Regions from separate parts of the Homo sapiens genome. Here region 1 is linked to region 2. A link is a contact called in ENCODE Hi-C or POLR2A ChIA-PET data. All regions are on one chromosome and are shown on one strand. Each heading gives the region's core, a stretch centred on a gene start or an enhancer-like site at or near the end of the contact. The rest is flanking DNA. Distances are from core to core; before and after follow the strand shown. Region 1 overlaps ZNF438 (zinc finger protein 438). Region 2 has its middle 91 kb from the start of LINC02644.

The links. Hi-C counts contacts between places; a loop is a spot of excess contacts on that map. ChIA-PET counts read pairs that join two places held with the same protein, here RNA polymerase II (POLR2A). Pooled maps may share reads with other maps.
Region 1: a map of endothelial cell of umbilical vein shows a loop between it and region 2 (7-fold over the local background). The contact joins two enhancer-like sites. A Hi-C loop is called at or near these places in 5 of 168 maps with a recorded cell type or tissue (cardiac septum, endothelial cell of umbilical vein, ovary and 1 more) and 1 of 50 pooled maps. POLR2A ChIA-PET finds 5 or more read pairs at or near these places in 5 of 52 experiments (HEK293, MCF 10A, OCI-LY7 and 2 more).

Annotation. Positions count from the first base shown.
Region 1 is chr10:30,856,765-30,860,996 of GRCh38, reverse strand. All of the region lies in intron 5 of ZNF438 (zinc finger protein 438), which reads left to right. Among named protein-coding and RNA genes, the nearest start is that of LINC02644, 140 kb to the right of the region's middle. Within about 2 kb of position 2,943, at least 17 of the 41 ENCODE cell types and tissues checked have a DNase peak (open chromatin) inside an H3K27ac peak, as active enhancers do; they include endothelial cell of umbilical vein and ovary, where a contact is called at or near this core.
Region 2 is chr10:30,811,675-30,815,913 of GRCh38, reverse strand. No RefSeq gene overlaps it. Among named protein-coding and RNA genes, the nearest start is that of LINC02644, 91 kb to the right of the region's middle. Within about 2 kb of position 1,958, at least 14 of the 41 ENCODE cell types and tissues checked have a DNase peak (open chromatin) inside an H3K27ac peak, as active enhancers do; they include endothelial cell of umbilical vein and ovary, where a contact is called at or near this core.

The DNA of each region.
Region 1 (4,232 bases), core at 1,694-4,193, 44 kb before region 2:
GCTGTCTTAAAACTTATAATAATTTATTCGGCAAAATACTAAAGTCTGCAAGGCAAGTGTCCCTAACCCCACTCTGGGCCCCATCCCCCATCACAGGGCCACTGAGATCTGTACTTACCCCACTTTCTTGAACAACTACTAGGGTAGTTGCTTTCTTCCCTGCTAGGTTTAAGACCAACAGTTGGCCTCACTACTTACTAGGTATAAACAAAAGTGGGAAGGAGTGTCTCCATAAAGTAGCTCTTTAAAATGCATGTATGTTAACCCTATTCGCATTGAATTGTTAATCCAATTAGCACTTTATCAACTGGGATACAAAAATTTACAGAAGGGCAAGTGGGAGTGGGTTCTGGACAGGGAATCAAAGAGCCTGGCAAGACGGATTGGATTAGATGTTAGGAAAGATTGAGCTACCAGCGTGAGTGTCAAAAGAGAGGCACAAGATTTAAAATACAGTTTCATTATTTACAAGCATAGAGGCAAAGGAAAACTTCCTCTTCACCCCTCTGAAGGTTCACTGATAATGAGCTGACAGATCAGCAGATTAATTGGAGAAAAGGTATATACATTGAATCAGCTGTGTTACATGACACGAGAGCTTTCAGAATGCAGACCCAAAGATGGGAAACTGTCCGTTTTCATGCTGAGGTTCAACAAAACATGGATAGTTGTGGAGAAATATAATTGAACAAAAGGGATGTCATCTAATGCTAATAGAGTGAGTGAGGAAACCCAGCAAGGCTTGTCTGTTTTGGATTGCTATTGACCTCTCTGTGGAACATCCCTTCCTTCTGGGTATGAGGCAGGACCCTCTCTGGAATGCGGGTCCGATGACCTACAATCAAACAAGTAGGTCAGATCATTTCTTTATGGCCAAGGTTAGAGTAATAATTTCAGGTTTTATGGTTGGCTTTGGGGAAAAGTGGTTCTGGTTTCTATGACTCACCTTGGGGAAGAGGGATTCTAGATTCTATGGCTAATCTCGGGGGGAAAATGAAGGGCCAGGGACAGAAGGGCAGAGAGATTTTTGCTTCTGAGGTCTTCATTTTGGGAAGCTATCTTTTGAGGCCAGCACAAGTAATAGCCATTTCTTTTCTCTTTCCTTCATTTACGTTTCAAAATAGAAACACTACTTTAAGGATTCAGAACTACTTCCATATGCTGATCATTCAAGATTTGTGCCTTTTTTTTCCCAACAAAAATAAATGTCAACAACCTGATAGTCTCTAGCAAGAGAAAGTGGAAAACTAGTATATCTGCTGAGCATCTAACATGTAGCAGGAACTACTTGCACCATCATGGGTATTTTTCTCATTTAATCCTGACAGGGACCTTTGTAGGCAGATATTATTATGCCCATTTCATAGATCCTAACATTTAGGCACAGAGAGTGAAGTGCCAAAGCCACAGGTACATGACAGAGCCAGGAGTTGAAACCAAATCTGTCTAAACCCCAAAACACACAGTCTTTCTACTGAAGATCAGATGCTGGCCATAACCACACATAGTAGCTTACAGTCAGCATGCAGAGGTAGAAAGAGCCTTTGGAATAAAATGGGCTAGGATTTGAGTTCCAGCACTGTTACTTATGAGCTTAGAAATCCTTGTAAAACAGACTTGGCTGGGCACAGTGGCTCACGCCTGTAATCACAGCACTTTGGGAGGCTGAGGCAGGTGGATTGCTTAAGTCCAGGAGTTCAAGACCAGCCTGGAAATATGGCAAAACAATATATAAAAAAATACAAAAATTAGCCCAGCATGTTGGTGTGCGCCTGTAGTCCCAGCTACTTGGGAGGCTGACGTGGGAGGATCAGCTGAGCCTGGGGAGTTTGAAGCTGCAGTGAGCCGTGATTACACCACTGCAGTCCAGCCTGAGTGACAGAGTGAGACCCTGTCTCAAAAACAAACAGATACAACAGTGGTTCCTAATTCAGGTTTTTTGGGTATTAAGTGAGATAATGCATGTTATATATTTTGCACAGTACCTAACCCATAAAATCTGCTTATCATTGGGATAATATTAAAGAAACAGTATTGATAAAGAAGCTCAGCTCCTCAGAAAATGAGAATTTCCTTCCCTGCGAAGTGAGGTGATGGATGCACTGTTTGACAAGACAAATCTCAAAGGCCTGTGCTGAGTGGAAGTTGCCCTGCATGTCACTGGTGGTGTTAAGGAGGGAGAGGGGAGTTAGCTAAGAGCAATAATTGAGCAGAACACACAAGTATGTCAAGGAGAATGGACTAAACTAGATTCAGGATACAAGATCTCCAGTTAGGAATGTGCTTGTTTCCTTTGCATTGTCTCAAATTTCCTGAAACTTAGGTCTGAGACATGATGACTCTAGGAGGTCTCCATGCTGCAGATATGTGGACTAGAAATGCATTTGGCATCCTGAGTCCTTAGAAACAAAAGAACACTTGTGCCTATTGCCGGCACGTTTTACAGTGCATGCTCCATAGTCAGTGCTCAATAAATTCCTGTTGACTCTGACTGCTGCTGCAGACCCTGGACAGTAGCTTGGGGAGAGGGTAGGCAATGGCTAAAGGTGTTTATAGGTTTTTCAACAAAATTAAGTTGCACTCCCTTGTGTTATGAGACATTGCTTTTATCCCAGACCTCTCCAGGGTTTTACCATATTTATTTTAACTAGAGACCATCTTGGGAAACAGTTTGAACCCCAAGTGGAATTTATTATTTGAAAGCCAAGTGGCAGGGAAAACAGGGATAACAACGAATGAAATTGAAAATAGAGTATTTCAGTTTAATAAAATTAAAACCAGAACAACACCTAAAATTTTTGGCTCTTTAGTGACCAAGACTTGGCAGAACTTTCCTCGTGAGCCTGGATCCAGGGGGCCTGTTTCAAGAGCAGGGACACGCCTCTCTTTCTCTGCCTGCTCCCTTCTGCACTCTTAGCAGTAGGCCTGTGGGCCCCAGCAGATGGAATAATGGAACTTTGCCCAAACCAGCGACCAGAAGAGGTTGAACAACTTTATTCAGAAGCAACAGAGCAGGCTTTGGTTCTGCCAATGGACATCAGGAAGTGAGCTGTTTGTAGCTATCTAGAGAATTGCCTCATGTGCTTGTCTCTTAATACTATTTGTGGTAGCTGCATTGTGAAACAGTTTAATAAAGCTGGGTAAGACATTGGCACCTAGTGCTATTGAGCCCTCATTCTTTCCTCCACTGCCTTTAACATGTAAATGATATCCATCAGATCCAATCCTTTGATGGCAATGGAGGAGGAGGAGGACACACGTTGCACATTCTCCAAATATCCAACAGCCTTTCTGGATTTCTCAGAGTCCTATGGATAGTAAGTGGCAAATTCAAATATAAAAATATGCTTTTGCTTTCAAATGACTATTAATTTTCTGTGAGTTATCTCTAATAAGTGGGCTTTCAGAAAGTTAGTATAATTTAATGGTAATAGAAATTTTAGGCCAGATGGGGTGGCTCATACCTGTAATCCCAACACTTTGGGAGGCCAAGGCGGGTGGATCACTTTAGGTCAGGAGTTCAAGACCAGCCTGGCCAACATGGTGAAACCCCGCCTCTACTAAAAATAGAAAAATTAGCTGGGCATGGTGGCACATGCCTGTGATCCCAGCTACTCGGGAGGCTAAGGCAGGAGAATCACTTGAACCTGGGAGGTAGAGGTTGCAGTGAGCCAAGATCTCACCACTGCATTCCAGCCTGGGTGACAGCAAGACTGTGTCTCAAAAAAAAAAAAAAAAGAAATTTTAGAATATGACAAGCCATTTCTATTTCAAAATTTATTTTTTCTATTTAAAATTTAGATATGGTATTATATTTTGTGATAAATTCAGACAACTTTACATATAATCCCCCTGCCCTTTGAAGGAAAATGAAGAAAAAGGTCATTGCTTCAAATTGGAGTGGGACAGCTCTGGGTTATGTGGACTTTGGCAGATTATTTAACTTCCTCAAACCTCATTTTTCTTAATCTGTGTAAGGGGAACAGTAATACTTATTCGCAGAGTTTGGATGAAGATTTAATTAAAAGACCTAGCATTAATTCTAGACCATAATAAGGGCTCAACACTTCCTAGTTTCCCTTTAATCCCAGCTAGATCAATTTCTCACCAACTGTAAATGTCACTTTTCAAAATTGTTATTTTAGTATGCTTAACATATTAAAAACAGCCCATATTTAAGATCCTAATATTAAGTATTCCTGTTGAATAATTGTACACAATTAATTTTACTG
Region 2 (4,239 bases), core at 709-3,208:
GCCTCTCAAAGTGCTGGGATTACAGGCGTGAGCCAGTGCACCCAGCCCTGGCACCATGCTTCTTATACTCTTTGCTGAACCATGAGCTAAATAAACCTTTTTTCTGCCTAAATTACCCAGCCTCAGGTATGACTTGACAGCCACGCCAAGCAGACTAACACACCTGCTCACAGTTTTTGCCAGCTCTGCTCCTATCTGGGCATGATTCTGGAGCTGAACACAGCCAGGAGCTCCAGGTCCACCTGCATTAGCCTCCCTCAAAGCACAAACATCTGTGAAAGCAGAGGCTCGAGGGACCATTCACTTTTGTTTTCTTATAAATGGTAAAACAAGTACATAACCACTAAAATTAAAAAAAAGTGTGTGCACCTAGACTTCTAATGTGATGGCATCACACTTAGGACATGCTGTTCTAGCAGCTTTGACTGTCAGACCTGGAGTGTCCTTACAGCCACCTCACTACCTTGTTTGGGAAGTGGTAGACTGAGGCAGGAGAGAAGCTAAAGGGGACTAGATGCACGTCTAGGTCTTGCCTAGTCTGGGCCTGCATGGGACATCCATGCATTGCCTTTCCCCACGAGCTCTTCTTCCTCCCACACAAGCAGAGGGCTCCTGGGAGCTCTGCACACCCTCTAGCAGGGGCAACCCCTCCTTGCTGATTCCCCACATTCACCCAAACCCACGTATGTAGACGGCTCCCTGTGGGCCACTCTGGAGACACATGGGGAATGAAACTAAGTCCCCACTGTGCACTTGCAGGACTGTGGGATGATTCCTAAGTCTTGGCCACTGAGGTGACTCTGTAGCTCAGCCTCTGCACCAAACTCCCAGGGATGGTCCAAGTCTTAGCCAAAAACTTTCCAGAACTTTCTAGAATTTTCTAGAACTATAATTCCAGAGATGGAAGGTCTTGGTGTCTGATCATTTGGGGAACCAGCCCACAAGGAAGGTGTTTTCCCAGGTTTAGGGATTGAATCAGGCCTTCTAGTCTTTGGTCATTCCACCCTGAATGTGCCTGATCTCGTCTGAATCTGGTGCTCTAGAGCTGGGGTTTGATCAGCTGCTTGCAGAAGTCAGATTCCATGGACTTCTAGTGTTCCTCAAGATGTTCCATGAAAGTGGACTCTATTTAAGGAAGTTTGGGAAACATTGCAGACACTTATTGCCTCTGGGGGAGTTATAACCATATTATCTCATAAAAGGCTCTAAGAAATCCTATAGGAGAGAAGTTTGTTTAACACTGCATTTTCCTAACACGCTTGATCACAGAATTCTTTTCTTGCAGAACACATAGGGAGAACACAGGATTATATTCAGGACCTTCCCGTTCAATGCCCCAATATCTTGTTTTCTCTGGTCTGGTGGTGAGCTCTCACTCAATAGACCGATTTTTCATGATTGTAGTCATGGAAGCCTTCCTTACCCTTCGCTCCCATAAAAAACTTAAACACAGGGAAAAAAAATAAGTTTCTGGCCTCAATGGAAGTAAACAGCTGGAACTGATGAATTCCAGAAGCAAGTGTTCTTTTTTTTCTGCAAGAATCTATGAGAGAGAGAGAGACAGAGAGAGAGAGAGGGATTGGGGGGAGAGAACACAGAGGCTATGTAAATATAATTATTTCTAAGTAGAGTACCTTCAACATTTTCCATTAGGTAGCAGTGAGGTCACTGTAAGGCCAGCTGTCCAAATATGGGCACTGATTCCCCTGAGTCAGCAAAGCATATAAAAGAATTTCTCTTTGGGGACAGAAATTTCTTGCCACACATTAAAATAAGTACCTCCAAGTGCATGGGGTATTATATTTAGGGTTGTGGCTTTCAAACTTATTTTCAAAGCAGGATAAACCCTTTTTTCCAAGAGAGATGTGATTCAGAAACCCCATTGCACAGCCCCCCAGGCCAGCACCTGAGTCATCTTCAGGAAACCCAGGAATCTAGTCAGGAAACCTGTGGTCTAGGGCCCTGCTACTCAAAGTCTGGTCCACAGACCAGAAACTTCTGCATCACCCTGGTTAGCCATACAGAGCCTCAGCCCCACCCGGACCTGCTGAATCTGAATCTGCATTCCCACACCATTTCTAGGGGATTTGCATGTACATTAAAATTTAAGAAGCAGGTCTAGGGGATTTACTTCTGAATATTTCTTCTGCCATTGGCTCATCCTAAGTACTTGGATGAAGCTTCTTGAAAATTAGTCTGAAAATGTTAGGCTTCCAACCCATCTATGCCTCTAAGTAGGGTAATCCAGGATCGTCGTGTCATTGGCTCAGTGCTTCTCGCCTCTAAAATCTAATCCTTCCCTCTCCCTTCACAGACACAGTGGGAGAAGAAGCAAGGTGTGTTTGGGACGAGGCAGAGAGTAAAGCCAAGACTGTGAGCAGAGGCCCTGAGTTTGAGCCTCAACATTCCTGCCTCTCCTCTGCTGACCTTGCACAGGCTAACTAAAGTATCTGCCAGTTTATCCTCATAGGTCTACAGGGGTGGGAGATGACCATGATGATGATGGTGGTGGTGGTGATGATGATGATGATGATGATAGTGGTGGTGGTGGTGGCGATTATGGTACCAGTACCCATTAAATGCCTGGATGGGCCAGAAGCACTTAGAATCACAAGGTACCTGGTAAGAGCTTTTATTCCCGAGTCAGTGGGAGCTAGCTTCATCCAAGGGCTTCACTTCAAGGAATGCACAAAGGAAAATCTGGGTCTATCAAACAGATAAAATAGGAGTAATAGAGAGTCACCATAGGTGATTTGCAAATAATCCCACACTTAAAGTGTGATGGAAAGAAAGAATGCAACTTAAACTTTCTGATTTACATTGTCACGTTTTTTAGACTTAGAAAAATCTGTTTCTGCTTGGGCTGCTCTACTGATGAGCTCCACGACCCTGGACAAGTCCTTCAGAGCTTTGATCGCACTTTCCTCATCCAGGGTCGGGTAGGAATCCTGCCCTGTCTAGCTTGTGGGAATCTAGGAGGAGGGCCAAGGGAGAGAGTGGGTATGCAAGGGCTGGAAGTTTCTGAAGCTCACATTAGAAGTGAATAGAAGCGCAACCGGTGCCCTAGCCTTCCAGTCTCTGATTCAGCCTCTGCAGAACCGGAGAATGAGAACGTGCAGAGGTCCTTTCCTGCTGGGGCAGGGCAGTGGCAAGAAAGAAAGAGCTCAAAATAGGAACGTGCTCTCTGAAGAGCACAGTGCAGGCAGGAAGTCTTATCCTGCCAGTGTTTCTCCCACGAACACATTCTCTTTATTCTATGAGACACCAGCATAAGGTCACCTGCACGCTGAAACAAAAGGAACCCCCCCCGCCCATTGGAGCTGAGGCTGGGGAAGCAGCCAGGCCAGGGCATAGAGGGGTCCCTGGGGAGGCGGTTGTTGCCAACACTGAGCCAGGCGTCCTGTTGGGGCTGGGTGTATGCATGGGCCACCCTGTGCTGACCCCAGGGATCCCGTGTGCCAGCTCCAAAGGCAGCCCCTCAGCAGGGGCAGTTGGGGACGGTGCTGGCAAGCAGAAAGCTTTCTTCCATGGTGCTCTGAGCCTCTGCAGCCTCTCTGGTTTCTTGGCACCATAAACTGCTTGATCTCCGTCCAGTGATTTGCTCCTATAAACAACAGAGAAGAAGAAAAAAAATAGAAAAGTTGTGAAAAACAGATACAGGGAATTAGGTCACCCTAGAAATTCTAAAACATCAGCAAAGCTCTTGTTTAACATGATTCATTCAGCGACCTCTGACCACAGCCAGGCCTTGAATGTGGAGGCAGAATGTAACAGTGGAGACTGAATGGAGCAGACGGGAAGAAGGTTAAGGTGATCCTTGGCTCGGAGGTGGGGGAAGTGCTGCCGACAGCTTTTGTTCTGATGCATGGGTCTGCTGGAACCGGGGAGCAGAAGGTGGGGGGTGCTGGACGTTCTTTTGGATCCTGATGTAGTAACTGATGCAGGCTGGACCTCTTCATGCAATTCAGCGTCAAGCTCTCCAACTTACAGAGCACCAAGCCAAGATGTTTGCATGGGAACACACGCCACCCCCATCTTTGCGAACTTCATCATTGCACTTCCGTTTCCTTGATCTTGATGCCAATGTGGTGTTTACCGGAGACCAAGTAGTCGCCGGAGATTTATGCGGCAAGAACACCTCCACTGATGAAAGCAAGCCTTCCGCTTGGCTGCAGCCTGGAAGCCACTTAGAAGACTATTTATTCTCTATGCGTCTCTCCATAGACAATCACCCATCGT